Regions from separate parts of the Homo sapiens genome. Here region 2 is linked to region 1. Evidence: chromatin loops called from intact Hi-C (ENCODE). Cell type or tissue: heart right ventricle. All regions are shown on one strand. Links, peaks and the distances in the headings refer to the core of each region. The heading gives the core; the rest is flanking DNA. Region 1 holds the start of NME5 (NME/NM23 family member 5). Region 2 holds the start of MIR874 (microRNA 874).

Region 1 (9,679 bases), core at 672-8,671:
ACATTTCTTGGATAACTGAGCCTCAACTGCCCAGGTTCAAGCAATCCTTCCACCTCAGCCTCCCTAATAACTGGGTCTAGAGGTGTGTGCCACCATGCCCGGCTAATTTTTGTATTTTTTATAGAGATAGAGTTTCACCATGGTGCCCAGGCTTGTCTCAGACTCCTGGGCTCATGCAGTTCACCCACCTCAGCCTCCCAAAGTGCTGGGATTACAGGTGTGAGCCACTGTGCCTGGCCTGATATTTTTATTATAATAAAATATTTTCTTTGTTTGAAATGTTATTAATAACTTTATTTTTCTTCAGAATATCACTGAGGAGGAATTTTTAAATTTTTTGTAGATATGGGGTCTCACTAGATTGCCCAGGTTGGTCTTAAGCTCGTAGTCTCAAGCAATCCTCCCACCTCAGCCTTCCAAAATGCTGGGATTACAGGCAGGTAATCCTAGCCTATTTTGGATTTTTTTTTTTTTTTTTTTTTGAGACAGTCTTGCTCTGTCACCAGGCTGGAGTGCAGTGATGAGATCTCGGCTCACTGCAACCTCCGCCTCCCGGGTTCAAGTGATTCTCCTGCCTCAGCCTCCTGAGTAGCTGGAACCACAGGCACACGTCACCACGCCCAGCTAATTTTTGTATTTTTAGTAGAGACAGGGTTTCACTATGTTGGCCAGGATGGTCTCAATCTCTTGACCTCGTGATCCGCCTGCCTCGGCCTCCCAAAGTGCTGGGATTACAGGCTTGAACCACTGTGCTCGGCCTATTTTGGGTTTTTATAGCATAGGTCATCTAAAATGCTGTCATAAACCTGTATGGTAATAGAATGTAAAAGATCATGATAGGACCTTTGGAGAGTCACTAGTCTGTGCTGCTATAGCACAATACCACAGGCTGGATAATTTATAAATAATAGAAATCTATGTTTCTTTGTTTTGGTTCTGGAGGCTGGGAAGTGCAAGATCAAGGCATTGGTAGTTTTGGTGTGTGAGGTGGGTTACTCTCTGCTTCTGCTTCTAAGATGATGCCTTGTTGTTGTATTCTGCAGAGGGGACGAATGCTGTATCCTCACATGGCAGAAGGGACAGAAGGATAAGAGGGCACTCTCTTCGATATGGAGCCCTTTTATAAGGATGCTAATCCCATTCATGAAGGCAGAGCACTCATGAATTAATTACCTCCCAAAGGCTCCACCTCTTAATACTGTTGCACTTGGGATTAAGTTTCAACATGAATTTTGGAGGGGATACCATCATTCAAACAGCAGAGACAATGATACCATCATTCAAACAGCAGAGACAAACTTCTTTAGGAATGAGGAAACTAAAGCTCAGAGGTGCTTGGTCATGACTTGCTCGTGATCAACCAACAGTTAATAGCAGAGCTAGAACTAAGCCCCAGATTCTTACCTGCAGTTCAGTCTTCTTTCTACACTGCTGTGCCTTCTCTTATATATCTACTTTCTGTGTCTCATTAATATTGTCTTAATATTCACTTGATCCTTTTTTCATCTCCATGAAAGGAGAAAAAAATTATTCTTAGCTTTTTATTTGTGCAGTAAGAGAAGTAGATGAAATAATATATGACTATACATTGTAAACAGCAAATAACTACTGTGTGATAAACTGATGATTGGTGCTCTTTACAACTTTGATACCTGGGGCCAGCACTCCTCCTCTGATAGTAGAATATAGTGGCTTGACCTGTGGGCTCTGGAGTCAGGCTGCCTCTGAATTGGAATTCAGGCTGTGTGCCTTTCAGTGAGTACTTAACCTCTTTAGATTTCAATTTCTTCATCTGTGAAATGGAGATAATAAGGCCGGGGGCGGTGGCTCACACTTGTAATCCCAGTACTTTGGGAGGCCAAGGAAGGTGGATCCCCTGAGGCTAGGAGTTCGAGACTAGCCTGACCAACATGGTGAAACCCTATCTCTACTAAAAATACAAAAATTAGCTGGGCATGATGGCGCACGCCTGTAATCCCAGCTATTCTGGAGGCTGAGACAGGGGAATTGCTTGAACCTGGAAGGTGGAAGTTGCAGTGAGCTGAGATTGCTCCATTGCACTCCGGCCTGGGCAACAAGAGTGAAACTCCGACTCAAAAAAAAAAAAAATGAGATATTAATGATACCTACCTTACAGGTTTATTGAGAGGATTAAGTGAGTTAGTATAGAAATACAGTGTTTGGCCCATTGTAAACAGGCAAATATTAACTGCTGTTGCTATTTTATTATCTGATGAGGGTTGTTATCTTTGCTACTGTTTTCATTAAGAACTGGTTAGTTCTTCAAGAGAACGTGTTAGGTTATCATATGTTCCACATGAAGGTTTGATTTTCTTTGTTTTTTCTTGGCCACCTGCAGACCCATGGACTTAACTAGCCTGAAGAGAAATCTCTCTAAGGGTCGGATTCGCACCATGGCCCAATTCCTGCGAGACCTGATGCTGATGTTCCAAAATGCTGTAATGTACAATGACTCTGATCATCATGTATACCATATGGCTGTGGAGATGCGGCAAGAAGTCCTGGAGCAGATTCAGGTACTGTATGCAGATACCTGTAGCCTCTGGAATCTTGATTTCAGAACGCCTATGAGAATAAAGGTGATTTCGAGGTGACTGTGTTCTCAGAGTTTATTTTTAAAGGTGATTAAGGCCCTGAAGGATTGATAATGTGCCTGCTGGTTTGGAAAACCCTGAGCCTCAGTAAGTCCAGCTCTGATAGTGAAGTAGTCTAGGAATGCAGGCAGCAGTGAAGAGCTCTCAAGAGAGCTGAGGATAGACAAGTAATGGGAATTCCCGCTTCCAGAGCCTCAAGTCAAGGGCTAAACTCCAAAGAGGCTGGAGTCACTGTGTATTTTTTGGTTGCTTCATCTGTTGTTATTAATGTACGTTCACACTTTCCCATCTTTAGGGGATAAGATATAGTAGCTAGAAGACATTTGTGGGTTTCTTTTCTGGGTAGCATCATACTTTAAAGAAAAAAGTATAGTTGAGTCTATTTGCCAAAAAAATAAACTTGCAATACTTTAGTGTTTAAGGTTCATAATAGCTTGCTATGTGTTCCTTAACCCTTTAGGTACTGAATATCTGGTTAGACAAAAGAAAAGGCTCAAGTAGTCTGGAAGGAGAACCAGCTAACCCAGTGGATGATGGAAAACCTGTTTTCTAACCTGGAGCTGCTATCCTGACTTTTTCTAGAGTTTGAATCTCTCCCGGAACTCTGACCTAGAGAGGATCCTGGTACTTCTTTGCCATGTCCTCATTTTCTTTTCCAACAAGAATAATACCTTAACTCACAACCAACGAGTCAAAGATGCATGTGGACATAATATAAAGAAAAAAAGGGGAAGCTGAGGTTTGGATTTATGCCATAAATGTTGCCCACATCTTTGTTCCATCGGCTTGATTTAAAGACAATTCCATTAGATCTTTTCTAAGCCTTTTACTCTATAAATAAATGTATTTACACAATAGGAATATTGCTTTTTAATGACTAGATAAGCTGGGCATAGAGGGCACAGCATCATCTGGTGAAACGAAGGTATCTGACACGGGTCATTTACATATACCGCCTGGAAAGGAATGGTTGGGGGAGGGGTTCTTATCATTTATAGAGTAGGGATAATTGAAGCATCCTTCAAACGGGAAGAAGGATGAAATAAGATAAATTATGAGTAAAATGTCAGAAAACATCTAGTGCTCTAAGATTCACAAGGAGAATAAAAGTGACTGGCTGGCTCCCTTTGGTTAAAACGAACTGGCCAGAAGCTGCAAGGTTCCTTGCTGGGATTGGCTCTCTGCAGCCACCGTCCCCACGCTGGGGCTTCAGGTCTCCTAGCAACAAGTTGTACCATATGAGGACGGCCGCTGAGGTGAGTACTTAGAGAGGGTCAAATTCAGAATTTGCAGGTGCAACCCGGAAAGTCCCCGCGGACCTAGAGGCCCTGCTTTTCAATTAGCCTGACCCTATGCACAGAGAGGTCCCTGCGGGACAGGGTCGCTTCACAGAGGCAGCTGGCCGAGGCCGCTCACCCGCCGCTGTAATGGTGTGTGGTTGCCCACCAGCCACCGTCCCCTCGAGCCCCCACCACCCGCTCTACCGCCCCCTCGAGCCCCCACCACCCGCCCCACCGCCCTCTGCTGCCTGGGGCTGTTGCTGGTTCCAGGCCTTCGGGTCGCCCCTTGGCCTCTGGTTATGTGAGCCCATAGTCCTTCCTGCCTTGGTGACATCGTATACGAAAAGCCGGGGCTCGATTTGGACATAGTAGGAATCCTATTATTGAGACCCTGTATATAGAAAAACATGGCAGTTTCTACCTTCATCAGTTAATAAAATCAAGTACCTACTATTGCTATTCTTAATCATAATTACATTGAATTTGCGATGGGGGTGGGGGGAAATGCATGTCATTGCAGTTGATACCTGTTAAGAAACTCTTAATTTGTGCCCTGAAAAGCCATAATGGAGATATCAATGCCTCCACCTCAGATATATGTAGAAAAAACTCTGGCCATTATCAAACCAGATATTGTTGACAAAGAGGAGGAGATACAAGATATTATTCTTAGATCCGGATTCACCATTGTTCAGGTAACTTCTGGGTATGATGATTCATGCTTTTTTCCTCTCTGCCCTTAAAAAAAAAATGCTTATGTAAATGTGCCTACCCATTTAAACCCTTAGTGTTCAGCATTAAATTTAAGTTTATTCTTCTAAGTATAAAAGTTATATGTGATAGTTTTTAAAAGGATGTAAAATGAGAAATAAAATGGACTTTTCCTTCACCTGTCCTCTTTTACCCCAAGTCCCAGGCTCCAGAGAGAGGCAACCACTTAACACTTTCTGTTCTTCCAGGAGTTTTCTATGCATTTATAAACATTTTCCCCCCATAAAACAGAACAGTCCCTTTCCCTTGACCCCTTTACAGAGTCCCTCAGATAGGATTCCAGATCATTGCATCTGAATTGATCTCACTCTTCCTAATTTCTGTGTAATATTTCCCTGTGTATTAGAACTACAATTTATTTACTTGATCTTCTATTGATGGAATTTTAGGCTATTGGTACTTTTTTCAGTTATGGCATAACATTTAATGTTTTAAGCCTTATGTTCTGCAATTAGTAAACATTGTCATTCTAGGGGTTTGAAAGTGAATATAAATAGCATTGTTAAGGATAAATCAAATAGAATTGAATATTTTTAATCTTCCTCTTTTATAGTTTTTTTTTCTTTTTTTTGAGACAGAGTCTCCCTCTGTAGCCCAGACTGGAGTGCAGTGGTACGATCTCGGCTCACTGCAACCTCTGCCTTCCAGGTCCCGGTTCAAGCAATTCTCCTGCCTCAGCCTCCTGAGTAGCTGGGATTACAGGCATGCACCACCATGTCCAGCTAATGTTTGTATTTTTAGTAGAGACGGGGTTTTACCATGTTGGCCAGGGTGGTCTTGAACTCCTGACCTCGTGATCCACCCGCCTCGGCCTCCCAAAGTGCTGGGATTACAGGTGTGAGCCACTGCACCCCGCCTCTTTTACAGTATTCTCATTCGAACTTCCAATTTTTTATTTTCTCCCATTTATACAGTGTCATATTGCTTATTCAGTCAGTATTTTTAAAAATAAAGAGAAAATGGCGGGTACGGTGGCTCACGCCTGTAATCCCAGCACTTTGGGAGGCCGAGATGGGTGGATCATAAGGTCAGGAGTTTGAGACCAGCCTGGCCAATGTGGTGAAACCCCATCTCTATGAAAAATACAAAAATTAGCTGGGCGTGGTGGCGTGCACCTGTAGTCCCAGCTACTTGGGAAGCTGAGGCAGGAGAATCGCTTGAACTCAGGAGGCAGAGGTTGCAGTAAGCCAAGACTACGCCATTGTACTCCAGCCTGGGCAATAGAGGGAGATCTGTCTCAAAAAATAAATAAATAAATAAAGAGAAAATATCAATCTTCAGAAAAGATACGGAATTTCAGTTGAGCTTCAAAGGACAGGTGGAGTCCGAGAGTAGGGATGGCACAAGAAAGTGTTAGGAAGTATTTAATATGATTAAAGACTCAGGTAAATAACTTTTTAGTAAATGTTAGGAAAACTGGTAGCCACTGAAAAATTTGGATCAAGTATTATATACCAGGATAAACTCCAAATAAACCTGAGATCTACATATTAAAAAAATTAAACCATGTAAGTTCAGGAAGAAAAGATAATGGATTTATTTTGTTGTTGGAGTAGGACAGCCTTTTTTTTTTTTGTTATGACTTAAGGTCTAGGAGCCATGGAAGAAAAGATTGATAAGATTATATCAACAAGGCCAGGCACGGTGGCTCATGCCTGTAATCCCAAAACTTTGGGAGGCCAAGGTGAGTTGATCACCTGAGGTCAGGAGTTTGAGACCAGCCTGACCAACATGGAGAAACCCCATCTCTACTAAAAAATACAAAATTAGCCAGGCGTGGGGGCGCATGCCTGTAATCCCAGCTACTCAGCAGGCTGAGGCAGGAGAATCGCTTGAACATGGGAGGCGGAGGTTGCCGTGAGCCGAGATCGTGCCATTGTGCTCCAGCCTGGGCAACAAGAGCGAAACTCTCGAAAAAAAAAATTTTTTTAATTTAAAAAAAGATTATATAAACAAAAAATTTCTGCACAATGAAATAAACACCATAAGCAAAGTCAAAACACAACAAACTTGGGAAAAAGATTTGCAACTCATAGACAAAGGGCTTGTCTTCTTAATACATAAAGAGCTCCTAGAAAAAGATAAAAATAAATTAGTAGAAAAATGGGCAGAACAGATGGATGGTCACAGAAAAGGAAAAACATTTTTTAAATATATGAAAAGATGCTCAATCTTTAGGTGGGAAAAAAAGCAAGTTAAAACTACACTGAGATTCCATTTGGCAAAAATATAAAAGTAAATGGCACAACCCCTATCAAAGGGAATCTGGCAGTTATCTACCAATACAACAGATGGACTTACCATTTGATCCAGCAGTTCTGCTCTTGGAAATCTGTCCTATAGAATTCCTTGTGCTCTTACTACCTGTCATGCGCAGAGCCCTGTTTAGTCCCATCAGTAGGTGCCTGTATTAATATGAAGTGATATATATGCAGGTTATTTTTTGCAGCATTGTTTACTTATCAACAAAAGATTGAAAATAACCCAGGTTGGGAGATTGGGAGACAGGACTAAATAAACTCTGGAAAACCCATCAAATTGCATAATATGCAACTAATTGTAAATAGAAGAATGAGGAACCTGTCTGTACTGTTAACGGAAGAAAGCAAAGTGTGTAGCAAAAAGAACAAAATAGCAAAAAAAACACAAAATCATGTGTACCAACCTTTTGTGATAGAGACAAAGTAATATATTCATGTTTGCCAATATTTGAAAAATGGAATTCTGGGGAAATAAACATTTAAAAAGGGTTGCCTATTGAGGGCAAGGAAGAACTGAGTAGATTAGGAAATGGATAGGAATAAGATTTTTCAGTATATACCTTTTTGTCTTGCTTTGAATTTTTGAATCCTGTAATTATATTACCCATTAACTTTAGAAAAAATAAATGAAGTATACAGATAAAGGCGTCCCATTTAAGTTTTTTAAAAGTCCGTATTTTGCCCGGGTGCAGTGGCTCATGCCTGTAAACCCAGCACTTTGGGAGGCCAAGGCGGGTGGATCACCTGAGGTCAGGAGTTGGAGACCAGCCTGACCAACATGGTGAAACCCCGTCTCTACTAAAAATATGAAAATTACCTGGGTGTGGTGGCACGTGCCTGTAATCTCAGCTACTGGGGAGGCTGGGGCAGGAGAATGGCGTGAACCCGGGAGGCGGAGGTTGCAGTGAGTCAAGATCGTGCCATTGCACTCCAGCCTGGGCGACAGAGGGAGACTCTGTCTTGAAAAAGAAAAAAAAGTCCTTTTTTTTTTTTTTGAGACGGAGTCTCGCTCTGTGTCGCCCAGGCTGGAGTGCAGTGGCGCAATCTCGGCTCACGGCAAGCTCCGCCACCCAGGTTCACGCCATTCTCCTGCCTCAGCCTCCCGAGTAGCTGGGACTACAGGCACCCTCCACCACGCCCAGCTAACTTTTTGTATTTTTAGTAGAGACGGGGTTTCACTGTGTTAGCCCGGATGGTCTCGATCTCCTGACCTTGTGATCCACCTGCCTCGGCCTCCCAAAATGCTGGGATTACAGGCGTGAGCCACTATGCCCGGCCAAAAAAGTCCATATTTTAAAAAATATTTAGTGACGGCCGGGCGCGGTGGCTCACGCCTGTAATCCCAGCTCTTTGGGAGGCCGAGGCGGGCAGATCACAAGGTCAGGAGATTGAGACCACAGCGAAACCCCGTCTCTACTAAAACTACAAAAAATTAGCCGGGCGCAGTGGCGGGCACCTGTAGTCCCAGCTACGAGGCAGGAGAATGGCGTGAACCCGGGAGGTGGAGCTTCCAGTGAGCTGAGATCGCGCCACTGCACTCCAGCCTGGGTGACAGAGCGAGACTCCGTCTCAAAAAAAAAAAAAAGTGACAAACTTAATAATTAAGTGGCTAGTGTTAATTATAAATTAAAAATTAGCCGGCCGTGGTGGCTCAATCCTGTAATCACAGCACTTTGGGAGGATGAGGCGGGTGGATCACCTGAGGTCAAAAGTTCAAGACCACCCTGGCCAATGTGGTGAAACCTTATCTCTACTAAAAATCCAAAATTAGGGCTGGGTGCGGTGGCTCATGCCTGTAATCCCAGCACTTTCAGAGGCCGAGGTGGGTGGATTACCTGAGGTCAGGAGTTCGAGACCAGCCTGGCCAACATGGTGAAGCCCCATTTCTACTAAAAACACAAAAATTAGCCGGGCGTGGTGGTGGGAGCCTGTAATCCCAGCTACTCAGGAGGCTGAGGCAGGAGAATCGCTTGAATCTGGGAGGCGGAGGTTGCAGTGAGCTGAGATTTCACCACTGCACTCCAGCCTGGGCAACAAAGCAAGACTCCATCTCAAAAAACAAACAAACAAAAATCAGCTGGGCGTGGTGGCGCATGCCTGTAATCCCAGCTACTCAGGAGGCAAGGCTGGAGAATCACTTGAACCCGGGAGGCGGAGGTTGCAGTGAACTGAGATTGTCTGGGCAATGTACTGAGACCAGAAAAAACAAACAAACAAAAAAATTTAATGTAAATATATATGACACTTTCCCTAGTTAGTAACTTTCAGAGCAAAGGCAGCCATGGTACATCCTTCATTTTTTGCTTTAATTGCGGTAAAATATACACAACATAAAATTTACCATTTTAACCGTTTTTAAGTGTACATTTCAGTTGCATTAAGTACATTCACATTGTTGTACAACCATCACTACTGTCCATTTCTAGAACCTTTTCATCTTAAACTGAAACACTCTACCTAATGCTAACTCGTTGCTTCCCTCTTCCCCATCCCCGATAACCACTATTCTACTTGCTGTCTGTAGGAATTTGACTATTCAAGCTATCTAATTTAAGTGAAATTATGCAAGTTTTGTCCTTTGCACTGTATGCTTTTAAAATAGGCTTGGGAGTCCAATGAACTTGAGGCTTTCCTGTCCCACTTAAGGGAAAAGCTGAAAAATGATATGTCATTTCAGTAGATGGCAGTGTTGCCTTTGTTACAAACTAAGAGTTCTGTTCTGATAGTACTTGGTATCACTGCTTCTCTGTGA
Region 2 (9,679 bases), core at 1,189-9,188, 490 kb after region 1:
CAGTCAAGCTGTTGGTCGGGGTGCAGTTATTTCAGGCTTGTTTGGGGAGGATCTGATTCTAAGCTCACTCATGTGGTTGCTGGCAGGCCTGTTTCTTGCCATGTGGGCCTCTCCATAAGCTGCTTGAGTGTCCTCATGACATGCTGGCTTTCTTCCAGAGAGGGTGATTCTAGAGCAAGAAAATGAGAGCACACATCTAACACAGAAGCTGTAGTGTTTTTATAACCTAATGTCAAAATCCATGTCCCATCACTTCTGTCTTTTATTTGCTAGATACAAGTCACTAAGTCTAGCCCACACTTAAGGGGAGAGGTATTAAGTTCCACGTCTGAGTGTAGTAGTATCACAGAATTTGTGACCCATCTTTAAAGCACAATTAGTAAATGGCTGAGTTGAGGTTTAAGCCTAGGATGACTGGCCCGAGGCCCTGTGCTCTGAACTGTTTTATTATATTGCTTCCAAATGTCACAAAAGCATTATAGCCGAATGCTGTGTTGAAAGAAACCTGATTCCTGCCCTTTGGGGACTTTTAATTTTAAGAAGTCTCTCTGAGAAAGTAAGATAGACATATATGAACAACCAAATAAGTAGAGAAAGAAGAAAAATCAGGAGATAATTGGACTAGTTGGAGAAGCAGGCATAGGAATTCCAAGGGCAGGCTGGTTTGTGCTTTCATAAATTCAGTCCAGATAGGCTTTCTGGCAGAGCAAACTTTGAAAAACAACATGGTGGAGAGAGACCTGCACTATATTCAGTAATTCTCAGCAGTAACTCTGTTTGCCAGCCAAGTCCTTTCCCTGAGAGGAACAGGACTCTGCCTTGAGATAGCTGCAGAGGCTAATAAAGGTGTTTTTCCTGAGCCATATATGCACAGAGCATACTGACACATCCCAGCCGGAACAGCTAACAGCATCATCTTGGCTCCCACACATTCACCGCCCAGCACTTTTCCTGAGGCTGGGTTGCCATGGACAACCCGAGGCTGTCTCCCAGCCACTCAGAAGTCTCCTACGTTACCCTGTTCCACAGATGGCAGCAAGGAAATGAGGTTTCAGGAAGATGCAAATGAACCTTTTGGAAATGTACTGAACCTGGCACTTTTCACTGTCATTCCAGTTCAGTTGGCATCTCTATTCAGCTCTTTAAAAATGCTACTGAAACGCCATTTGGGCTGGAAGTGGGTGGCTTGCTCCTGAGTTGGGCTGTCCTGCTTTCAGTAGATGGTATTTGAAGAAGCTGTTGACAGGGTGGATGGGATGACCTCTCATTTGGCCCAGGCCCCTGGATGGGCACTGCCCCCTTCCACCTTGGTCCACACCCTGACAAGCACCCTGGGGTCCTGAAAAAGCCCCATAATCACCCCTAGAATTAGTGGTACTTACCCTCCCTCACAGGTTCATAGTATCCTTTTCTACCTTTCATTGGGAATCTGTTTTTTAGCACCTGCCTTAGAAGCTAATAATGACACTAGTGTTAATCAGATAACATTTAGTGTTTACTATTTATCAAGCATTGTGCTAAGTGCTTCATATCATTTAAGCCTCCTGACACCCATATGGGAAGCATCCTATTATCCTGATATTACAAGTTATGAAAATGAGGCTTAGCAAGGTTCAATGTCTTGCTCATAGCCACACAGCTATATAGTGACTGGGCTGATACTATATTTGGGCCCAGATGTGTCTGATTCCAAAGCCCATTTTTTCCACTCCTCTTCTCTCCCCCCGGGCCTTGCCCTCATATTACCTGGTTCTCAGACCCCCATTTTCTCTGCACCTTGCTATCAGTACTTGCCTAGAGCAACTGTTGCTCAGGAACCTGCTTGGACAAGTCTTCTGGCTCGACCTCGACATGCTCCATCGGATGAATTGTTGGTGTTAGCCCTGCGGCCCCACGCACCAGGGTAAGAGAGACTCTCGCTTCCTGCCCTGGCCCGAGGGACCGACTGGCTGGGCCTGCCTTCTGCCCAGCTCACCGGTCACAGAAGAGAGTTTGGACATGCATTCTACTCTTGCCCGATGAAAAAAGTGTGTAGAGCCCAGATTGTTCCTCTCACCTGAGTAGAAATTTGAATGACCTATGTAGTCCTGAGGCCAGGGCTAGGGTCTTGATCTACACGTAGGCTGGAAATCTCTATTCTCTTCATGGATTGTCCCTTTCCCTGGCTAGTCCCTGGCACCTAATGGCTCTCAGACACAGGGTGGTTGTGATTTCGGTGAGGAGGGACCAACATGCCTTCAATCCCACAGTCACGCTGGTAGAATCAGAATCATCTATGTAAACAAGAGAGCATTATATATTTATTTTTAAAAATGTTATGCTGGGAGTAAAATTTCCTTCCTAAGGAATCAGGTAGTCTTTTGCTTGGGCTCACTAATCTTCCTAAAATAAATGGCTATTTGACTTTTCAAAATGACAGTGTTTTCCTTGGGAGGTATCTAATAACCATCTCTGCTACAGTGGAGTTCAGCTCACTCATATTCTGTCAACCAGAGAACCTCCATTCACCAGAACTTCTGCAGCCTTCAACACAGTGACAGTTGAGACTTGGGATCAGAACTTTGAGGCACCCTGCCAAACTCCTAAGTATGCTGCAGTTCACGAGAGTGATTAAATTATGTTCAGTCTAGCATAATTGTTCACCTAGAGCCAGTTCTTTAGTTTGTGATTCCTACGTGACTGATAGTTCTTACTCAGGGTTACCTTGAAAGATAAATGTTAAAAATAGTGATCATTAAATAAGCTGATTTGATTGAGTAATTTCTAATAAAGGCATATTAATCTTAAGTATATTGGGGTTTAGGAGTGTTGGGGAAAGAAAGAAACATGCTTGTTGAACTCCCTGGGCCTGGGTGTTTCTGGAATATAAAATGAGGGCATATAGGAGAGAATGGTTCAAGTCTCTTCCTCTAACATCTTGTGGTCTTCTTAAGTAGCTAGAAGTTTGTGATTTCAGAGATGTGATACATGTAGACTGTGGGAAATACTCGTATTTGCCTAACTGCTTGCTAACATCAGGTATCCATGGAAACAACTATCCATTAGCACTCATGATAGGAAATTTATTCTTTTTACTCTGCATGATCAACACAGTAGTGGGTGTAGTGCTCCATGTATGAGTGCTTCTTGCAACACCTACCATAAAAATTGGATTTCTTTTGACCATACTGGGCTGTACTAATTTACTTTCCCACCAGCAGGGTATAAGAGTTCCTCTTTCTCCACATCCTTGCCAGCAGTTATCTTTTGTCTTTTCTGCAGTAGACCTTCTAATTGGGGTGAGGTGATATCTCGTTGTGATTTTCATTTGCATTTCCCAGATAAATAGTGATGTTGAGCATTTTTTTTCATATACTTGTTGGTCATTCATATATCTTTTTTAGAGAAATACCTGTTTAGATCTTTTTGCCCATTTTTGAATCAGATTATCTGTTTTTCTGTTATTTAGTTGTTTGAGTTCCTTATATATTCTGGGTATTAACACCTTGTCAAATGTGTGCTTTTGGCATGTTTGTCGAAAATCAGTTGGCTGTAAATGTGTGGATTTATTTCTAGGTTCTCTAATTTTAGATTCCATTGGTCTATGTGTCTGTTTTTATGCCAGTACCATGCTGTTTTAGTTACTCTAGCTTTGCTGTATATTTTGAAGTCAGGTAGCATGATGCCCCCAGCTTTGTTCCTTTTGCTCTAGATTGTTTGGCTATTCCCATATGAGTTTTAGATTTTTTTTTTTCTTATTTTTGTGAAGAATGTCATTGGTAGTTTGATAAGGATTACATTGAATCTTTAGATTGCTTTAGGTAGTATGAGCATTTTAACATTATTAATTCTTTCCATGATCATGGAATATCTTTCCATTTATTTGTGTCCTCTTCAATTTCTTTCGTCAATGTTTTATAGTTTTCATTGTAGAGATCTTTTACCTCTGTGGTTAAATTTATTCCTAGTTATTTTATTTTTTTTTGTAGCTATTGTTAATGAGTTTTTTTCTTTATTTCTTTTTCAGATAGTTCACTATTAGTGTATAGGAACACCACTAAGTTTTGTATGTTGATTTTGTATCCTGCCACTTTGCCAATTCATTTATTCATTCTAATAGTTTTTTGGTGGCGTCTTTAGGCTTTTTAATATATAAGATCATATTCTCTGCAAGCAGTTTGACTTTCTCCTTTCAATTTGAATGTACTTCATTTCTTTCTCTTGCCTGATTGCTCTGGCTAGGACTTCCAGTACTATGTTGGATAGAAGTGGAGAAAGTGGGCATCCTTGTCTTGTTCCAATTCTTAGAGGAAAAGCTTTCAACTTTCCCCTTTCTAGTATGATGTTAGCTGCGGGTTTGTCATATATGGCCTCTATTATGTTGAGTTACATTCCTTCTATTTCTAATTTGTTGAGAGTTTTTATTATGAAGGGATGTTGAGTTTTATCAAATGCTTTTTCTGCATCTATTGAAATGATTATGTGGTTTTTGTCTTTGATTCTGTTAATGTGACGTATCGTTTTTATTGATTTGTGTTATATTGAACCATCCTTGCATCCCTAGGATGAATCTATTTGATCACGGTAAATGATCTTTTCAATGTGCTGTTGAATTTCATTTGCTAGTATTTTGTTATGGATTTTTGTATCTGTGTTCATCATGGATATTGGTCTATAGTTTTCTTTTTTGTCATGCCCTTGTCTAGTTTGGTATTAGAGTAGTCCTGGCTTCAAAGAATAAATCTGGAAGTATTCCCTCCCTTTCAATATTTTAGAATAGTTTGAGAATAACTGGTATTAGTTCTGCTTTAAATGTTTGTTAGAATTCAGCAGTGAAACTATCAGGTTCTGGGCTTTTCTTTGATAGCAGACTTTTTATTAGTGATTCAATCTTGTTGCTTGTTATTGGTCTGTTTGGGTTTTCTGTTTCTTCATGATTCTATATTGGTTGGTTGTATGTGTCCAGGAAAAATTAAAAGTAGAACTACCATATGACCCTGCAATCCCATACTGGGTATGCATCCAAAGGAAATTAAATCAGCATGTTGAAGAGATATCTGTACTCTCATGTTTATTTCAGCAGTATTCACAATAGCCAAAAAACAGCATCAACCTAAGTGCCCATCAACAGATGAATGGATTTTAAAATGAGGTATATATACTATTCAACTATAAAAAGGCCGGGCACAGTGGCTCATGCTTGTAATCCCAGCACTTTGGGAGGCCGAGGCGAGTGGATCACCTTAGGTCAGGAGTTCAAGACCAGACTGACCAACATGGTGAAACCCCATCTTTATTAAAAATACAAAAAATTAGCCGGGTGTGGTGGTGGGCACCTGTAATCTCAGCTACATGGGAGGCTGAGGCAGGAGAATTGCTTGAACCCGGGGGGTGGAGGTTGCAGTGAACCAAGATTGTGCCATTGCACTTCAGCCTTGGTGACAGAGCGAGACTCTGTCTAAAAAATTAAATAAATAAAAAGGTGAAATCCTGTCATTTGTGACAACGTGGATGAACCTGGAGAACATTATGTTAAATGAAATAACCCAGGCATAGAAAGACAAACACCACATGATTTCACTTATATATGAAATCTAAAACAGACAAACTCGTAGAAGTAGAGAGCTGAATAGTGGTTATCAGAGGCTGGGGAAGGGAGGAGGGAGGGGAGATGGGGGTGATCAATGGATACTGTGTTACAGTTAGAGAGGAGGAATACCTTCTGGAGTTCTATTACACAGTAGGGTGACTATAGTTAACAATAATGTATTGTATATTTCAAAATAGCTAGAAGAGAGGATTTTGAATGTTCTCACCACAAAGAAATAATAAGTGTTTGAGATGGTGGGTATGCTGATTACCCTGATTTGATCATCACCCAATGTATGCATGTATCCAAACATCACACTGTACCCCATAAATATGTGTACCTATTATGTGCCAACTAAAAATAAAACAAAAAAATTGAGTTTCCTATGCCTATGAGAGAAGCAGATGTATACCTGCTCTTCCTGCTGCCTTGAGCTACCTCTGAAACTGATGGTCCTATCCCACAAAACCTCATAATTCATTTTCCCAGATAGTTGTACAAGTTTTGTTTGTTTAAAGTTATCTCTTACCAGTGGTTTTATGAGCTCAAAGCCAAGTTTGTTTTGAAAACCTTATCTTGTATTCTATTTTTTTTTTTTTTTTTGAGACAGGGTCTCACTCTGTTGCCCAGACTGGAGTGCAGTGGTGCTGCAATCACAACTCACTGCAGCCTCAAATTCCTGGGCTCAGGTGATTCTGCCACCTCAGCCTTCCAAGTAGCTGGGACTACAGGCATTCACCACCACACCCAGCTAGTTTTTTGTATTTTTTGTAGAGACGGGGTTTCACCATGTTGCCCAGGCTGGTCTTGAGCTCCTGGACTCAAGAGATCCACCCGCCTCTGCCACCTAAAGTACTGGGATTACAGGCATGAGCCACTGCACCTAGCTGTCGTGTATCATTTTTGTATTTCTACTCAGGCTTTACTTTAACATTAAAAAATTTGCATTTCTGTAATACTGTTTCTGTGAAAATTCTCAGAGATGAGTGGTAGATTTTCTCCAATATGCATGTACCCTCTACTTCCCTGGTGGGAGATAGTTTCTGGGGCATGGTGAGGGTTCCTGAAAACTTTGCCTTTTTTTTTTTTTAATTTACAAAAGAAGCTGGATAGCTTATGCCAAGTATAAGCAAACTTTCTTTTGGTGGTTGAGTCAAAAGATGGGAAAAGCTCTCACTTTCTCTTTTTATTTTGCTTGCTTTTTCCTCACTGTCTCCAGAATTTTAACCTGGTGTTCCAACATATTTTAACTAAAGAAAATGACGTTCTAGTTTAGTTTCTTTTTTCATTTTTAAAAACTCTGTATTGTTTGTTTAACTCCTTGCATGTGCTATTTACTTTTTATTCATGTATTCTTTATTCCAAATAAACACTTGAGCCCTCACTTTTACCTGGCAACATAAGTATATGGAGTTATCTTGGTGACTGAGGCAGATACGTTTTCTGCCTGGGCAGGGCTCACTGTCTAGAGGTGCAAAAGACAAGACACTGATGGTCCAGCACAATGCAGAACACACAGGGCAGGTGAAATCTCAGAGGACGGATATGTAGTTCTGACCTGGAGGCCAGGGAAGTCCATTTGTAGGAAATAACATTTAAACTGAGACCTGAAAGATAAGCAGGTGTTAAGGCAGAGTGCTCAGAGATGGGAAGGTTTCGAGTCAGGGAACAGCATGTGGGAGGGTGTGGGGTGCCTGAAGTCCTTGCAGAAAGAAAACTTAAAACTGCTTTTATTCTCACTCAGCTTCAGAAATCAGATTTCAAAGAAAATCCTTGCAGTATTTTCCTTCAGTTTAGCTTTACCAACTCAAAACCGGAAAGACAATGCAAGTTCTGGGCATATTTACGAACATGTCATTCTGCCCTTGAAGAGTAGGTTAGGCATTATCTGGTGTTTGCCAAGGGGCTGTGTTCATTAACATCCCCCTTGAACTGTTCATGGATGCCTGTCTAAGCAAAGAATTACAAATGGGAAGTAATGTAGAATTCATGTTTACTCTGAAAAAGGCTACTCTTGACACAGAGCAGTGGACCCTCTGAGCTGAGGCACCCAGGAAAGTCAAGTTTCTGTCTGGAAGCAGCAGCAGCAGCAGCTCGAGGCTGGGTTTTGTGTCCTGGGTTCCTTTGGAATGCTTTAGAAGTCAGAACTGATTTCTGAATTTTTGAACACTGGTTACCCACTTTTGGTGACAGACAGCTATGGACTAAGTCTGATGACCAGTGACCACCCACATGGCAGTGGGTGAGCCTGTTCTGGAATATTGGGGAATAAATGGTTGATCTGTAGTAATGGTGGTGAGCTCTGGTTTTGCCTCCCGTATGGTGGGAAGTGTTCACTTGAGGGATGTGCCTTTGCGAGTTCACACAGATTTTGATGGGCACTTCTCTCCCCAAAAATACATCATGGGGAAGTAAAAAGCACTATGATAATTCATAATGGCAAAAGTTGTTCATGGCATATCATCAGGAAATCCATACAGAGCATGGATTAAAAAGGTGGTTCTCAAAGTATGAACCCTAGAGTGGCAGCAGCAGCAGCACCTGGGAACTTGTTAGAAAGGCAGCCTCTGGGCTCCACTCCAGATCCACTGAATCACACTCTGGGGATAGGGCCCAGCAGCTTGTGTTTTCACAAGTCCTCTAGGTGATTCTGATGTATGCTCAAGTTTGAGAACCACTGGGTAAATAAGACAAGCTACAGGTAATGATCAAATGAATTTGCTGGTTGTGACTTCCACCCTTTCTCTCCACTCAAGAAAGCATATTGGAATGCCGTTGAGTGAGAGTGACATCATTGTGGGGACAGCTATGAATTTGTACATGTTTATTAAAATATGTAAACTATAGGTAACTGGTACTTTAATTTTTTATTTATTAATAACATGTGACCAAAGACACAGCAGTGATACCATAATTAAGTACTGCAGTTCTATTAACCTAACCAGAGCAGTAGTTTTCATTGTGTTTGACCATGCCCTTGCAATACAAAATGCATTTAAATTGCTATCCAGAAGACACATGTAAGTGTGTATAGCCAAAACCAATATTTCATGAAATAATATTCTTATCATATTTTCTGTGCTTTTAAAAATATATGTGCTGGTCATAATCCATTAAATTGATTTCATGACCTACTAATGGAAAGCGACCTGTGTTTTGACAAACATAGATGCAGCAAGCTGTGTTTGCTTGGATCCTGTCTCTAGAGCAGGAGTTGGGGGGGGTGGCTGGCCTCACCCTCTGTCAGGTAGACTTGGGTTTCAGTCTCTGCCTACACTCTTAGCTGTGTGACCTTGGGCCACTTACATGTGTTCTCTGAGCTTTACTTTGCTATCTGTCAATGTGGATGATGATATCTACCTCACAGTTGTGGTGACAAGTAAATGACAACACATTTCACATGGTACCTAGCAGTGGTAGCTACTACCTTACTTGTGGAAATAGGACTGCTAGCACTAGTTTCCAGAACATCATCAGTTTAATAACTTTTGTAATAAACATCTCACAGGAGTTTTTCAATTTTTTTCTATACTGCAGTGCATAAGTGCACCCTACATTCTAGGCATTCAGAAATGCTTTTGAGTAATACTTTAAAACATACGTCCAAATTCTGAACTCTTTTTCAAAGTATATTCAAGTTTGTTTTGATATAAGATTTAGCACCCCCCATTCCCAATCTGAGGGCACTGAGATTACAGATGATGCCCTGTGCGGCTTCACATACCCACAAGATAGCCCCGAGTGGGGCATTTGGGAAACAGAACTTATGACTGTGTTTCTGTGGGAAGATGCTTGTTAGACTTTTCTTGAATACTCATACCTGTTGGTGACCAGGAGCAGCATCCCCATGTATGTAGCTCTGTAAACTGGCATCTCAGATCATCCACACACCCTGGGCGATAAGCCATGTGGAAGTACCAGGGATACCATAAATCCAGATTTTGGGGTGACCCCGCTAACGTCCACTTGTCTCTCCGGAGGTCATGATTGTGGTTGGCGGCCAGGCACCCAAGGCAATCCGCAGTGTGGAGTGCTATGATTTCGAGGAGGACCGGTGGGATCAGATTGCTGAGCTTCCTTCCAGAAGATGCAGAGCAGGTGAGCAGCCTC

The links. Peaks named below come from ENCODE experiments on the same cell type or tissue, not always from the same donor. Only the 100,000 strongest peaks of a DNase experiment are listed, where the experiment ranks them.
Region 2: a loop joins it to region 1, with 4 times the contacts of the local background. A loop is called at or near these places in 10 of 110 quality-filtered maps.

What each region holds. Positions count from the first base shown.
Region 1 is chr5:138,133,563-138,143,241 of GRCh38, reverse strand. It overlaps NME5 (NME/NM23 family member 5), which reads left to right and starts at 3,814. Exons shown (of 6, transcript NM_003551.3): 1 at 3,814-3,871; 2 at 4,457-4,590. The coding sequence starts at 4,462. BRD8 (bromodomain containing 8) reads left to right here. Exons shown (of 27, transcript NM_139199.2): 26 at 2,360-2,537; 27 at 3,076-3,472. The coding sequence ends at 3,168. In heart right ventricle, for the core only: no CTCF peak of the experiment used is centred there; a DNase peak (open chromatin) is centred at 3,811; H3K4me3 peaks cover 1,141 bases.
Region 2 is chr5:137,639,848-137,649,526 of GRCh38, reverse strand. It overlaps KLHL3 (kelch like family member 3), which reads left to right. Exons shown (of 15, transcript NM_017415.3): 9 at 9,550-9,667. MIR874 (microRNA 874) reads left to right here and starts at 1,878; the gene lies at 1,878-1,955. In heart right ventricle, for the core only: no CTCF peak of the experiment used is centred there; no DNase peak of the experiment used is centred there.